2 separate regions of the Homo sapiens genome follow, and region 2 is linked to region 1. Evidence: chromatin contacts called from ENCODE Hi-C data. All regions are on one chromosome and are shown on one strand. The core of a region is the stretch at or near the end of the contact, and the rest is flanking DNA. Distances in the headings are between cores, read along the strand shown. Region 1 holds the start of TPR (translocated promoter region, nuclear basket protein). Region 2 holds the start of XPR1 (xenotropic and polytropic retrovirus receptor 1).

Region 1 (4,754 bases), core at 566-3,065:
GGATTTCATATCCATGGGGTGGGCAGGTGAGAGGGTCCTGGAACCAATGCCCCACGGATACCAAGGGACAACTGTATTTTGCCTTATAGGGTCATAATTTTCCAGAAATGTTGTATATCAGCCAAAGCCTTTGTGGTCCAAGCACTGTGACTGACACAACTCAACCTTTCTGGGCTCTGGTTTCCTAATCTATAAAATAAAGCATTTGAATCCTAGCAGATCTGAAAACCTATCTAATTTTAGGATTCTGTGAATCTAAGTACAGAAAAATCTACATTTCCCAAATGACAGATCAACAGTATGATAATACTGTGGGCTTAGGACATAGCATAATACTTCATATACCAGCAACTTTAATTACAATGCTTATCTAAAAAATATTTTTGGGGAAAAATCAACCTTAAGCTCCGCTGTTGATTTATTTTTCCTTAGTTATTACAAAATATCATAAAATGCTTCCATTTATATTTCTTAGACGGCTTCACAACATGATTCAAAAGTAAGAACTAGAGAAAAAGAATAAATTTCATATAAGAACTAAATCACCAATTCACAGAAGGCCCACGACTGTGGGAACTGCAGAGAGACGACACTGGGAATGCATTATTTACAATGAATAATTTAACAAATTCTTTCATAAGAGTAAACACGAAACAATCTACGGATTGAGCTTTAAAACTACAGAATTATGATCTGGAACCATACAAGTTCTGTTACTGTAGAAATTAACAATGTGTTTAAAAACTTCAGTTACAACAGTTTTCAATTTTAAAAACAATATAATGTTAGGTAACCGTTTCTGCAACGAAAAATTTAAAACATAGGCTACACTCAAAGTGCTACCGGTTTCTTTTAATTCTCCTCCTGAAGAATTAACCCGGGTCCTTAAATTCCCGGGTACTGAATCACTCAGTGCCACCTCCCCACCACCAAAAACCATTTAGGTACGCCGTTTCACACAAGGTAAGTTCGTCAGAAGTGTGTGCCGGAGTGACTGTCCATATGGTTCCAACACTGTCCCTTCCTTTTTCTCTTGAAAAGAGAGCACACACACACACACACACACACACACACTACACTTAGGCTGACTTACCTGTTTTCAGAATGTGCACTCGTGGCAGACAATTACCTCGGACGGTCTCTCCGCCGGAGATGGGGGTTTCGGGCCCAAGTACCAGCCTCTAGGGGCCAGATTCCCTCCGGTCTCAATTCACTGCCACTGAATTCATCAGAAAGCGACCTACTTCCCACACCTCACTTCCCACTCCAAAGCCAGGGACTTGGGAGTCAGGTGGCGCAGATTGATGACGTAAAAGCCCCCCCTCCCTTCCCCGCAGAGCCTCAGCCAAAGCGACTGCGGTCGCCACCCCGCCCCCTTCTGGGCGCCATAGAGAGCGTGGCGGTATCCCGGAGCCTGCCGTCCGGCCCTACCGGGACCGATGCCCTCTAGTGGCTCAGTGTCCAGAAGCCGCCAACGAGGACGATCCATGGCATCCCGGGGCTTTGACGGTAAGGTCACCAGCTCTTCAGGGAGGGCCAAGGGGTGACGAGTACGTATGTGGCGCCACCGTGCGGACAGCGGTTACGGGGCCGAGATAGGAGAGCCAGGGGAGCGGGGAGAAAAACGGAAGCTGAGAGGGCGGTGCAGCATTGGGCTCCCGGAAAAGAATGAGAAAAACACTACATTTCCCAGAGCCCTACAAGGCCTGAAGTGGGTGGAGCTGGAAGCCGGAAAATTGGGTGCGCAAGAGGATCAGGGATAGCCTCTGAGCTCGGGTTCCCAGGGTTCGTAGCTTCCAACGGCTGCGCGCGCACTTCGGTCGCGGGCGGTGAGGTGCTGTTGCTGAAACGCTGCCGCTGAGGGTGGACTCGATTTCCCAGGGTCCCGCCGCGGGAGTCTCCGGCGGGCGGGCGCGCGCGAGCCACCGAGCGAGGTGATAGAGGCGGCGGCCCAGGCGTCTGGGTCCTGCTGGTCTTCGCCTTTCTTCTCCGCTTCTACCCCGTCGGCCGCTGCCACTGGGGTCCCTGGCCCCACCGACATGGCGGCGGTGTTGCAGCAAGTCCTGGAGCGCACGGAGCTGAACAAGCTGCCCAAGTCTGTCCAGAACAAACTTGAAAAGTTCCTTGCTGATCAGCAATCCGAGATCGATGGCCTGAAGGGGCGGCATGAGAAATTTAAGGTGGAGAGCGGTAAGTGAGATGCTCTTTCCGTCCTTGGTTTTGGGCTCGACTCCCGCCCTTTGGGTCTGGTCTTCCCCCATCAAGTTGGCACTGGGTACCGCTCTGTTAACCTCACTTCCTGGGCTCTGTGGATATCCTGAGCCTTCGCTTTCCTGCTCCTTACAGTTTGATAAGAAGCCTTTGAAAAAAAAATCTGAATCTAAGTTCAGTAGCATTTTCTTTGTAGTTAGGGTAGGCTCATACAGGGACGCTTATTTTCCTTCGTCCGGCAGACGGGAAACAGACTTGATAGAGTCTGCGAACCCATCTCTCTAAGCCTAGAGTACCTTATATGTTTTGTTGCACTTCAACTGATAGTGGCTCCGCCCTATTTTCTAGGCACCTGCATTCTAGGCCTTTGCCAAATTGACCACTCTGTGCACTTGTTCTTAGTGTGTGCGTCGTCCCGTGGCTCCAGAACGAATCAGATGTTTACAAAAATGAATATTAGGTGCATAAGAGCGCTGGAAACACAGTGAATGTGCAGTACATAAATTTAATATATCTTGATTTCTCTTAAAAAGTTGGAGTTTGATAGAAAACATTAAAATTTTCTTGTAATTACCTAAAGTAGGCCTTTAAGTAAGAAAGTTACTGACAATAATGGCTTGAACATCCTTGAAAAAAATATGAAGAATATAGTCATTACCATTAGTAAAATACAAACTTCCCGTTAATGTGTTTTGGTTTACCATTTGTTTGGGGAGGTTCATACTGTTCTTGCTAAGTTGACTGGAAATTCTGAACAAGTTTTTACTTCAAAAAAAGTGTAACTGTCAAGCAGAATTGACCTTGAAAATTAGTTCTCTGATCCCAGAGCTGAGTATAGTACATTGCATTCTATTTATTAATTTGCACCATAAATATTGAATGTCTTACATGTTCCTGATACTATGCTGAACATGATATTCAATCCCTTCCCTTGGAAAGTTTACACATTTACTTTTACATATATTTAGTAGTTTTATGCTTTCAGGTAATATCTTGACTACTATAAAAGAAGTCTTTTAAAACAAAGGAGTTTTTTTTTGTCTAAACAATTTTTTCTCGTGTAATAAATACTTTATTTATTAAGCAGTTTACTGATGTCTGGAGAAAATACTAAGATAAATGAGGTTACCTGCCTTGAAGACATTGATTTGTAAAGCCCCTTTTAGGCCTTATTTTTATTTTTTATTTTTTGTCATGTAAGTCGTTTGGAAATGCTTTAAGTCCTTTTCAGTGCTCAGTCTATTTATCTTTACTCAGATTCTCTTATGTGGAGCACAATTCTAATACTGTATCTTAAGTTTTAAAATCAAGGTTATTAGAAATAAATAACAGTATTCACAATGTATGTACATGTGTTTGATTTTGTTTTTTGTTTTTTGCTTGTCTGCTGTAGAACAACAGTATTTTGAAATAGAAAAGAGGTTGTCCCACAGTCAGGAGAGACTTGTGAATGAAACCCGAGAGTGTCAAAGCTTGCGGCTTGAGCTAGAGAAACTCAGTAAGTATTTAATTCATCTTTGTAAGTATTCTCGGAGTATCGAAATCTTCAGAGACTCCTTTATATACTTTGGAAACATTTGCTTACTAAACATGAAAATATTGATTAAGCATCATTGGTTTTTATTATGGTGATATTTTGATTTTTCACTTAGTGGTAAAGATTTTGTGAGAACACAGAATTTAATGGTCAGGAGGTCTGGATTCTTATTCTGATTTTGCTATTAAAATTGCTTTTGCCACATGTAAATCTTAACAGTATCTGATTATTGTTTATAAAATGGTTAGACCCACATGTCTGTCTACCTAGACAGCTTTGTAAATCAAATGAGATAAGAGTTCTTGAAATCTTTTTAAAAAGGTGAAAGCATTATGCAACTAAAGAAGTAGAGAGTGGCTTGTTTTTATGTTGAAGAATCGAAGCCTATTGATTTCATTATATTTATGTTTTAACTCCATTTTTTAATAATTTTTATAAATATCTATGAATCTCAGGATATTTCCCCTTTAAGGCCTAATTCCTATAAAAGATTGATAGCTAATCTCTTTCTTACTTTTCTTACATCATTAAGTTTTAGAAAGTTCACAAGATGTTAAAGATCCTGACATTTCTTAGGAGGATGATATGTCTTGTGCTTTGCTTTTCCCATCCAAGTTCTGACCAGGCCCCACCCTGCTTAGCTTCCGAGATCAGACGAGATGGGGTGCCTTCAGGGTGGTCTGGCTGTAGACTGCTTCTGCTTTAAGAAAGCAAACATCAGAACATTAGGAAAGATCTCTATAAAGGTGTAATTAATTTTTTTTTTCCTTTTTTTTTGGAGACAGAGTCTCACTGTGTTGCCCAGGCTGGAATGCAGTGGTGCAATCTTGGCTCTCTGCAACCTCTGCCTCTTGGGTTCAAGCGATTCTTGCGCCTCAGCCTCCTGAGTAGCTGGAATTACAGGCATGTACCACCAGGCCCAGCTAATTTTTGTATTTTTAGTAGATACAGTGGTTCGCCATGTTGGCCAGGCTGGTCTTGAACTCCTGGCCTCGAGCGATTCTCC
Region 2 (4,754 bases), core at 1,624-4,123, 5.7 Mb after region 1:
CTAACACATACAAAAACTAGTATTTACTGTGCTACAATATATACATATTATATATAATTAAATATAATTACAGATGTAAAACAAAATTTTCAGATTCTAATTCTCTGCTTATTTCAAGTAATATTTAATATAGCAAAATGACACAAAAACCAAAGAAGCTGAACAGTTCACATTGATTCACGATACTAGAAAGCACCCTAGGCTAGAAACCAAGGGTAAAATACAAAAATTTCACCACCAGTGCTTGAAAAACAAATCCCAGCATCTGTTCTACTGATAGCATTTTAAGAGCATCATCTTCATATGAGAAACTACAATTTAATTCATTATGAAAAGGTCCTTTTCTCTAGAGAATTTTTATGGATGTCCTTTTTCCCCAAAGTTTTAAACTGCTAAAATTCCTGGACTCTAAAGACTCTTATTTACATCTCTCTATTACTTTTAAAGGAATAGCACCAACTCTTCAGAAACAACACACAAAACAAGATTCCAACCCTATAAAATATTGGTTGATTCCAACTTACAAAGAAAAGTGCGCCTCATTTAATTTTGTCTACCAAACAATGAGTTTATCTAGGACAGGAGCCATATAGTAGGAACTCTCCGCAGAATCAAATTTCAATTATCCACAATAAACGAATTTTTCAAAACATAATTTATAACTGCCCTGAGAAAGATAATGCAGACACAACATAATCTCAGGAATTTTGCCCCTCTGTGACCAACCTACAGTAAACATTTAGGAACAGTATCCAAGTGGACTATGTGAATGAGGAGTCCCAGAATCAATGTGGTTCTCCAGCCACAAAACTGACATTACAAATTAAGAGGGTTGCATTTTCAAACTAAATCGTATGCTTCTCCTTCCAGCCCCAGATATTGCAAATTAATACAATTCCATGAAATAGTTAAGTGTCGAAATACCTAAAATGAATCATGGCATACATCCAGCCACTATTACTTCTGCCCAAAGCATTCCATGCTACATAACAAATATAAGATGTGCTTCAGCATGCTCCTATCCTGTGCCTCTGTGAAGAACTGGCAGTGGTGCTGAAAATTACTACTAGAAAGATGAAAGACCAATACCCTTCTTTCAATAAAAACCATCACTTGGATTCTAGCCAAGGTTTTAAAACTAAATGTTATTAGAAACAATAAATCAACTCTGCAGGCTGAAATGTTAGTCCCTTATTTCACTCATTCTTACAAAACATGGCCACAAAATACTGTAAGAAATTGAGTGACAATAAAGCATTAATAATTATAGGCCTTTCATTTCTAGCAATAATGAAATACTCTAGGTTGCAAGTGAATTTATTTCACAATATTCAAGATTCCGTTTAACCTACCTGCATCTCTTTCCCTGTCTTCTTCAATTATTACAATGGCTATATGAATAAATACACTCACTGCTATTGCCCAAACCTCCTATCACTAAACTTATATAAAAATTAAATGGAGAACTAAAATAGTTTAATTCATAAAATCTAGCTAAGTTATGTGTGTTCATATTGATTTTATATTCTTTGTTCCTGCACACAAAACAGATGTGAATTCCTGGAGGTTACAGATAAGTCTGTCTTTCTCTATCCAGGAGCTGAATTGCCAGCTACTGAGAATAACCTATTGCAATGCTTAAAGCCTCTTAGGTATCTTGTCTTCTGAACATATAAATGGGTTCATTATCTTTATTTTTCCCTTTATTAATGTAAGGTTCCTTATTATCTATTAAATACCTTCCAGCAGTGTTAGCACAGAAATTGGGAGGGAATGGGGAGCATGATTTCTGTAATACACAGGTAAGGTATATTGTTTACAATATACTAATTTTCTCCCCAGCTAGCAAAAACTTAGCAGAAAATAAAAAAATGTTAATAATTCTCTTCTCTCCTTTCTCTTCCCTCCATTCCAAAACAAGAGGCAAAAACAAAGATGTTATTACTCTGTAGACTTCATGCAATCAGTAAAAAGAGTCTTATTATCAAAGCAGAATAGTTGATTACAACGTGTTTACAAAAACTATAACCACTACATATGTGATACACACTTAAGTCAAGTTTCAACCCCGTTACAAAGCCTTTGTCAACAGTGGGCAAGTGGGAAAAAGCCGAAGGGCTCTTTGGAATGAAGGAAATCACTGGAGGGGCTTCTCTTGGAAGACAAGGATTCCTTGGTGAGAGGTGTAGAGAGAGAAACAAGACCTAACCTTGGCGAGGGGGCGCTCGCCCAGGGTGGGGACGAGAGGTCAGGGCGAGTGGGGAGAAGGGGATTAGCGCGGAACAGCCGCGACCCGGGGCTGCCCTCGCACCGTGACTCCCCCACCTGCAGCTCACCCTCCCACCGTTCCCCGGCCCCGGCCCCGGCCCGGGCAGCGCCTTTCCTCCCGGCCCTCCGCCTGCATATCCGTTACCCCGGCGGCAGCGGGGCTGCGGGGGAGGGGAAGGACAGCGGAGCCGGGAGGCGGCCGGCCGCGGCGGGGATGCCGCAGTGGCTCCCCGCGGCAGCGGGTCAAAGTCTGCCCGGGCACAGGGAGCCAGCTGAAGCGGAAGGCGGCGGTGGACGTCAGGACTGGCGAGATGGTGGCCCCTCCGAGTCCTCCCACACCCCAGCCGTGCCGGTACCTCATACTGGATGTATTGCTTCCTCCACTCGGGAGTGATGTGCGCGGAGAGGTGCTCGGCGAACTTCATCCTGCCGTTTCCCCCTCACTCCCACTCGGGTCCAGCAGCTACAGGCGGCGGCGGCAACAGCGACTCCGACTCCTCCCCACATGGGCCCCGGCGCGGCGCGGCGCTGCGCTTCTCTCCTCCTCCGCCGCCGCCGAGGTCTCTTCAGAGCAGCCCGCCCGCCATCTTCCTCCTCCTCTCCATAGCCCCGCCCCTCCCCGCCCTCTGGACGTCATCGCCATGGTAACCGCCTACACCGCCCTGACGAAGGGGGTGCTGTAAGGGGTGGGGCTTGGGTACGCTTCTTAAGACTCCGCCCCTTGTGGGCCGTACGTGCTGGAGGCACCTCCCTGGATCTCTTCAGTCTGGCTCCTGTTGGCCTACAGCTGCTTTCTACCGCCTGTCTGGGAAGCAGCAGTGTTGTTACTGCAGTTAATATTAATACTGTAGCAACAATAATCCACACAAGACGTTTATATTTACAAAGAACTGTGCAAATATTTTTCCATTTTGATATTTATGCTTCATAAAACCTTTAAGAAATGGATCAGCACTAATCCAAACTAAGAAGCTAAAACAGTTCAGGACTAAATGTATTTAAAGGAACAGTATTTTACACACTCTAGGTGCTCAATAAGTGCTTATTGAATTTAATTAAAGACATCAATGCCAAAAAGTGCATGCTGCTTCTGAATTTCAATGTAATTGTCTAGTCCAGGGGCTATCAGAAAAGCCAATAAAAACACCAAATGAGGGTACCGACCGCACTTGTAAACTGAGCTTCCTGGGGTTGGGGGTGAGGGTTGGGAGGGAAACCAACGTTGAGAGGAAAGAGAACCCCGTAGAAGTACAGCTCTAAGCCCACCCCAGTAAAACCGGAAACAGGCCCAGCACCCAGGCTGAAGTGTCCCTGGGGAACATGGGCAGAGATCACTCACAGAGCTCTGTACTACATTGAGTGTGGGAGTGATTGTCTTGGAAGTCCCAATTCAGGACAGAAACCCAGGTCCTACCCTGGGTGGAGGAGACCTAATAATAATTTATTGAGCACTCACTGTTCCTGTACCAAGTGCTATTCTAAACCTCTTACATGTACTTTGTCCCTTGATTCTAACATTTTTTTTTTTGGTCTCGCTTTGTTGCCCAGGCTGGAGTGCAGTCACACCATCATGGTTCACTGCAGCCTTACCTCACATAGGTTTGTGAGCCATCCTCCCACCTCAGCCCCCTGAGTAGCTGGGACTACAGGCACATGCCATTATGCCAAACTAATTTTTTTGTTTATTTTTGGGAGAGATGTGGGTCTTGCTATGTTGCCCAGGCTGGTCTTGAGCTCCTGAGCTAAAACAGTCCTCCCACCTAGGCCTCCTAAAGTGCTGGAATTACAGGCATGAGCCACCTTGCTCAGCCTAACCCTCACAATTTTGATGAGATTTCAAGATTTACTAGGGAACTGCTATGCCTGGAGCAGTGCTCTGAGATATCATTCTCTGCTGTTGTCTTTTTTTCTCCATGTACTTTTTTCCCCTTTCTCTTCCCCTTAATTCATGCCAATAGGGATTCTGCAATCATTTCCCCAGGAGAGGGATGACACAAGATGGAAAATAGGCATAGACTATGAGTCTTTCTGGCTTTTTCTGTATAAAAGCCTTAACCTCTGGTGAAAGGGTAATCAAGGTCAAAAAAATAAAGAAAGAAGAGTGAGGACTCCTCTCACCTCAGACCTCCGTCTGCTCACCATAAAGATTCCCCTCTGCTGGAGGTAAACCTTGCCAGGAGAAAGAGACAGGCAAAAAGGAATATGTGTGCTACCAGGAAGGAGGCGAGACCACAGAAAGGAAATGGCTGTATGTTGTGCCTGGGAAAAGGGAACCAGGGACAGCTACAAAAGAGATTCCTGCCTTTAGCCAGTCATGGACTAGAATGGGAAATTCTTAGTAGCAACCCTGGTGGACCATGGCACACTGCTCCCAGCAGCACCGTACCTCTATGCCTTAATTGTGCACAAAATTCTGGAACCATGGCCCAACCCAAGAAAGTAAGGAAACCCTCAAAACTAGCTCTAAAATTCTTGATTTTTCTCAT

Evidence for each region. A loop is a pair of places that touch in the nucleus more often than their neighbours do. Pooled maps may share reads with other maps.
Region 2: a loop to region 1 is called in a map of CD8-positive, alpha-beta T cell, with 18 times the contacts of the local background. The contact joins the promoter of XPR1 here to the promoter of TPR in region 1. A Hi-C loop is called at or near these places in 2 of 168 maps with a recorded cell type or tissue (both CD8-positive, alpha-beta T cell), 1 of 37 single-sample maps with no recorded cell type and 8 of 50 pooled maps.

The regions. Positions count from the first base shown.
Region 1 is chr1:186,372,314-186,377,067 of GRCh38, reverse strand. TPR (translocated promoter region, nuclear basket protein) reads left to right here and starts at 1,815. Exons shown (of 51, transcript NM_003292.3): 1 at 1,815-2,190; 2 at 3,605-3,709. The coding sequence starts at 2,040. It overlaps ODR4 (odr-4 GPCR localization factor homolog), which reads right to left and starts at 1,230. Exons shown (of 14, transcript NM_017847.6): 1 at 1,094-1,230. RefSeq lists enhancers at 1,201-1,390, 1,561-1,610, 1,771-2,070 and a silencer at 2,631-2,680.
Region 2 is chr1:180,630,141-180,634,894 of GRCh38, reverse strand. XPR1 (xenotropic and polytropic retrovirus receptor 1) reads right to left here and starts at 2,873. Exons shown (of 15, transcript NM_004736.4): 1 at 2,625-2,873. The coding sequence starts at 2,693. RefSeq lists enhancers at 2,008-2,508, 2,509-3,009 and a silencer at 2,134-2,513.